Regions from separate parts of the Homo sapiens genome. Here region 2 is linked to region 1. Evidence: chromatin loops called from intact Hi-C (ENCODE). Cell type or tissue: CD14-positive monocyte. All regions are shown on one strand. Links, peaks and the distances in the headings refer to the core of each region. The heading gives the core; the rest is flanking DNA. Region 1 has its middle 25 kb from the start of MIR101-1. Region 2 overlaps AK4 (adenylate kinase 4).

Region 1 (2,921 bases), core at 332-2,831:
CAACAGAGTGAGACTCTGTCTCAAAAAAAGAAAGGAAAGCCAGGCATTGTGGATCACGCCTGTATTCTCAGCATTTTGGGAGGTTGAGGCGGGTAGATCACTTGAGCCCACGAATTCAAGAACAGCCTGTGCAACATGGCAACATCCTATCTCTACGAAATATACAAAAATTAGCTGGGTGTGATGGTGCGTGCCTGTAGTCCTAAATACTTGGGAGGCTGAGGTGCGAGGATCACCCAGGGAGCCATAATTGCCCCACTGCACTCCAGTCTGGGTGACAGAGGCCCTGTCTCAAAGAAAAAAAAGAAAGAAAGAAAAAAAAGAAATGTGGGGCCTGGATATTATGAGATTACTGAACCAACCAGGAAAAACCTGAGCAGCTGGCTGGGTAAGACTTGGGAGGGGAGTCAGTTGGTGCCATCCCTCCCCTGGCTGTGGTTTAGCACTTCCTATTAGTGACCGTCCTCTCTACTTTAAATATTCATGAAAATGATTCTGGGAACTGTGGCTGGCTGGATTTCCTTTCTTTTTCCTTTTCTCCTTTCCTTTCTTCTTTCTTTCTTTTTTTTTTTTTTTTTTTTTTTTTTTTTTGACATGAGGTCTTGTTCTGTCATCCAGGCTGGAGTACAGTGTGATCATGGCTCACCGCAGCCTTGACCACCCAGGCTAAAGCAATCTACCCACCTCAGCCTTCCAAGTAGCTGGGGACACAGGTGTGTATCACCACGTCTGGCTAATTTTAAAAATTATTTGTAGAGGTCTCGCTATGTTGCAAAGACTGGTCTTGAACTCCTGGGCTCAAGCAATCCTTCTGCCTCGGCCTCCCAAAGTGCTGGGATTACAGGCTTGAGCCACTACATCTGGCCCTGGCTGGGTTTCAACAGTAGCAATACACAGAATCCTCCAATTGGCTGATTCTCTTATTGTCAACCAAGTTTTCAGACCCTGGGGACTCTCAGCGTAATACAGCTCTCTGTCTTTTGTCCACCTAAGACTTTCTGTTCATGCTTCCTCAGAGAAGAGGTGGGCAGATGTTTTTGGAAGTGGCAGTTAGAGTCAATCACCTCATATCTGAATTTGTGTTATGAGGGAGGTTCATTATCTTGGGACTTGTGGCAACCACAGAGGTGCATCACTCAGATCTTCCTTTAAGAAAGAAGTTGCTGCTCAGCTGCAAGCAGTGCAGTTAGCCGATAGCCTCCATTTGTTAGCTATTGAGCTGAGGTCATGCTCTTCTTGGGCATCCCCCAGCCAATGACTAAGCATGGTAGGGATACTAGGGCCTGGCCGTTTTTGCCTAATGTGGGGCTTTTCTAATGAGTAATCTTTGTTCCAGAACTTTCCAGAGGGTCATCAAGACATTCTCAGATCCACATCATGGTCTGAGACTTTTCCTACACAATCCTGCTTCTTCCCCACTTTTATCTTTTATAGGCATAATTATCCCCAACAACCTCTTGCAATCCTAACTCCAGCTCAGTGGATCCTAGTGACAGAATTTTGCACCTGCATGCGTGTGTGTGTGTGTGTGTGTGAGAGAGAGAGTGTTTGGTAAAGACTCATGAATATGATTAACACCTAAGCCATCCACGCAGCACTAAAGGACCTACTAATTTAGCTAACATGTACAAAAACCTACTCTTACAGGAACTTTGTTCCTATTCTCAAAAAAGCCAAGTCTAATGAAGGAGACAGAGAAGAAAATGGATCAGCCAAATATATCGTGATATCTTAGTGTATACATGCATGCTTCTAATTCTTTAAGTAAATGGAAACCTCTATGAGTTCTCAATGTTCTCATCCTACTGTTTTCTTTAGCGGGTTGAAAATTCCTCCTGCAATCTTGTTCATTATTTTGCTTTGCAAAGTATTTTGCTACTCACACAACAAAGTTACGCTCGAATGCACATCCAGTTGGGAAATTCTAACAAATTCTGAATCGGAATTGAACAAATTCTAAATTGAAATAATGAGTCCCTGAATAACAGAGTTGATTATATTGTCCTCAGTATTTCAGTTTCTGGTGCTTTTGTTATTTTTGGCCCTGAAATGACTGATGATCAGCAGATCTGATAATGACAGTGATGACTGAAGTCCAGAAATAATAAGGCATAAGCCATAGTTACATTAAAGCCAATAATAATAATAAGCCTCATACCTTAAATCCTTAGTTCACTAATTGTACCTGTAACCTAAGAAACCACAGCAAGCAACTGTTGAGAGGAAATCCAAGAACACAACAGAGGAGCCAATATTCTGTAGCATCACAGTTGGATTTTCTCTGTTCTAAGAAACTCTAAAAGGATTTGTTGCCACCTTTCGGGAGTTCACTGCAAGGTAGAAGTTGAGGCATATGTTAATTTTTTGAATCACTTATAAAAGGGCATGAATGGTATCTTTGACATAGAAGTACCCAAATCTACCAGGCTTTCAGCATCTTTTCCTTTAATATATATTTTGTAATGGACCATCAATGACAATGAAAAAGGAAGGAAACATTTATTGAACACCTACCATGTGCCAGGTACTATGTTCTGTACTTTATCATTTAATCTTTTGTAATTATTATCTGCATTTTGGGGAAAAAAAGAAATAAAATTGATAGGTAATGTGGCCCAATTCTTTTTTTTTTTTTTTTTGAGACGGAGTCTCGCTCTGTTGCCCAGGCTGGAGTGCAGTGGCCGGATCTCCGCTCACTGCAAGCTCCGCCTCCTGGGTTCACGCCATTCTCCCGCCTCAGCCTCCCGAGTGGCTGGGACTACAGGCGCCCGCCACCACGCCCGGCTAATTTTTTGTATTTTCAGTAGAGACGGGGTTTCACCGTGTTAGCCAGGATGGTGTCGATCTCCTGACCTCGTGATCCGCCCGCCTCGGCCTCCCAAAGTGCTGGGATTACAGGCGTGAGCCACTGCGCCCAGCCG
Region 2 (2,921 bases), core at 142-2,641, 72 kb before region 1:
AATGTAAGAGAAAGGCTAAATAAACTATGATATATCTGTACAATAAAAAATAATGCAGATATCTTTTTAAAAGAATAAAGTAAACTGATACATGCTGATGGAAACCACTATCTAAGCTTTACTGCTAAGTTTTTCTTAAGTGCAATACAAAGAACAAATGTGTACATTAAAAAAAAGAGGCACTGCTATACACACATAAATGCTATAGATATATGACAAAATCTTTGGATACACATCCAAAAAAAGTTAAAAGCAGATACCCCTGTGGAGAGAAACTGGGGAACCAAGAGTCAGGGATAGGCATGAAACTTTCCACTCTATTCCTAGTGTATTATTTGAAAATTTTACTATCTGCATGTACCTTTTTACCTTTTCAAAAGTAAAAATGGAATAACAAATTATATTTGAATATTGGAATTATACATGAGTACTTAACTCACATTAAAAAACAGTATTTAACAAAATTGGAAAATACTAGATGACACATTGTTAAAGCAATTTTCAAAACAGTAATACTATAATACAATGCAATAATAATGTAACTCAAAATCTATGTGTGTGTGTGTGGAAGGTGGCTCATGCCTGTAATCCCAGCACTTTGGGAAGCCAAGGCGGGCAGATCACTTGAGGTCAGGAGTTCGAGACCAGCCTGGCCAATACGGTGAAACCGTCTCTACTAAAAATACAAAAAATTAAGCCAGGCATGGTGGCAAGTGCCTATAATCCCAGCTACTTGGGAGGCTGAGGCAGGAGAATCACTTGAACCCGGGAGGTGGAGGTTGCAGCGAGCCAAGAGCCGAGAACACGCCACTGCACTCTAGCCTAGGCGACAGAGCAAGGCTAGACTCCATCTAAAGCAAAACTCCATCTAAAAAAAAAAAAAAAGTATTAGCAGTGACTTTTCCTTCCAGTTGGTAAATTACAAGTGATTGTTTTCATCTTTATAAACTTTTGCTAACTTATACATATTATTTCTATAATCAGAAAATCAGTTTATATGTATGCTACATATATCCATACCTAAATAAAATATTTTTCATTTTTTTATTTACTTTCTGAGACAGAGTCTTGCTCTGCCGTCCAGGATGGAGTACAGTGGCGCAATCTCAGCTCACTGCAACCTCTGCCTCCTGGATTCAAGCGATTGTCCTGCCTCAGCCTCTTAAGTAGCTGGGACTATAGGCACACGCCACCAAGCCCAGCTAATTTTTGTATTTTTAGTAGAGCCAGAATTTTGCCATGTTGGCCAGGCTGGTCTCGAACTCCTGGCCTAAATGAAACATTTATTAAGCCAAAAAGTACACAAATAAAGTAGCACCTATAAACTACCAAGAACTTGAGTGAATATTTGTAAGCTACGTTTAAAACGCTCCCTATGTCGGCCGGGTGTGGTGGCTCACACCTGTAATCCCAGCACTTTGGGAGGCCGAGGCAGGTGGATCACCTAGGTCAGGAGTTCGAGACCAGCCTGGCCAACATGGTGAAACCCCGTCTCTATTAAAAATACAAAAATTAGCTGGGCATGGTGGTGGGCGCCTGTAATCCCAGCTACTTGGGAAGCTGAGTCAGGAGAATTGCTTGAACCTGGGAGGCAGAGGTTGCAGTGAGCCAAAATAGCGCCACTGCACTCCAGCCTGGATGACAAGAGCAAGACTACGTCTTAAAAAAAAAAAAAAATTCTCCCTATGATTTAAGTTCTATTTTGGCCAGTAGTTTCATTCCTAGAAACCTATCCCAGAGAAAGTATATCTGTCCAGTGATTTGTACACAATGACATTTGTAAGAGCGTTCTTTGTTTGAATGTTTATTTTATGTACAAAGAACTATCGTGGTTTTGTATTGGGTAGATGCCTTGGATAATCCTTTGAAGGAGGATCATTTAGTCCAACTTAATAAAACTGATATCGTTCGCGTACTGACGGAAACACTGGCAGCACGTATTGAGGCCACATTTCTGGATCAGACAGTGCCGGTTTGAACAGACGCGACAAGAGCGAGAACCCTGGCTGAATTTTCAGCAGTGGCTCCAGTACAGCTGCTGGTGACCCATCTTGCTGTCAGGAGTGCAACAAGATAAAAGGAAGGAGCTAGCCCATGCATGTGCTCTTCCAAGGGCATTCTTAATCAGCAAAGTATGCAAATAACCCAAATGTTCCACAAAAGATTGGTTAGACACATTCTAGTTCATTCAACCCTATAGCACATTCACCCAGGCAGGCGCTCAGGGCAAAACCCTAGGATTCATTGTAGACTTCTTTCTCTCCATCACCTCTCACAACCAATTCATTATATCCAGTCAGCTCTGCCTTCATATATATCCCAAATCCCTTTATTTCTCTCCTCCTTTGCCACCAACAAGTTCAAACCACAGGCCACTCTCCTCATCCATACTGGTCTCCCTCTTGCTCACCTGAGTCACCTCTCCACACAGCAGGCAAAAGATCAACTTTTAGAAAGTAAATCTTTTCATGTCATTGTCCTATGGAAAACCCTTCCTTGGCTTTCCAGTGCCCTTGGAATAAAATCCAATCCTTACCAGGATCCCCCAGGCTCTACCTGATCTGGCACCTGCTCGTCTCTCTGACCTGACCTACTTCCACATCCCTTCTACTTGCTAGGCTCCAAACATACTGCCACTTCTTTCTGTTCCTCAGACACGCTATGCTAATTCCCACCTTAGGGCCTTTGCACTTGCTGTTCCTTCTTCCTGGAACAACCTGTTCCTAATCATCACAAGCTCATTGTTTACGGTATGAATGAGGACATTCACCTCCTGGAGAGGCCTTCCCTAATCACACAACCTAAGACAGTCACCTTTAATTTATTTGCTTAAATTACCCTTAAGGAATTAAGGGTAACTTTTACTTGCTGCTTTCATTTCTTCTACCGTTTTATATTTTCTAAATTTTGTACAAGGCATG

What was found. Peaks named below come from ENCODE experiments on the same cell type or tissue, not always from the same donor. Only the 100,000 strongest peaks of a DNase experiment are listed, where the experiment ranks them.
Region 2: a loop joins it to region 1, with 2.2 times the contacts of the local background. A loop is called at or near these places in 9 of 110 quality-filtered maps.

The regions. Positions count from the first base shown.
Region 1 is chr1:65,081,770-65,084,690 of GRCh38, reverse strand. No RefSeq gene overlaps it. Among named protein-coding and RNA genes, the nearest start is that of MIR101-1, 25 kb to the right of the region's middle. In CD14-positive monocyte, for the core only: no CTCF peak of the experiment used is centred there; DNase peaks (open chromatin) are centred at 430 and 1,270; H3K4me3 peaks cover 436 bases; H3K27ac peaks cover 696 bases.
Region 2 is chr1:65,153,609-65,156,529 of GRCh38, reverse strand. All of the region lies in intron 1 of AK4 (adenylate kinase 4), which reads right to left. It also overlaps the pseudogene RPS29P7. Among named protein-coding and RNA genes, the nearest start is that of AK4, 6.9 kb to the right of the region's middle. RefSeq lists an enhancer at 2,505-2,921. In CD14-positive monocyte, for the core only: no CTCF peak of the experiment used is centred there; no DNase peak of the experiment used is centred there.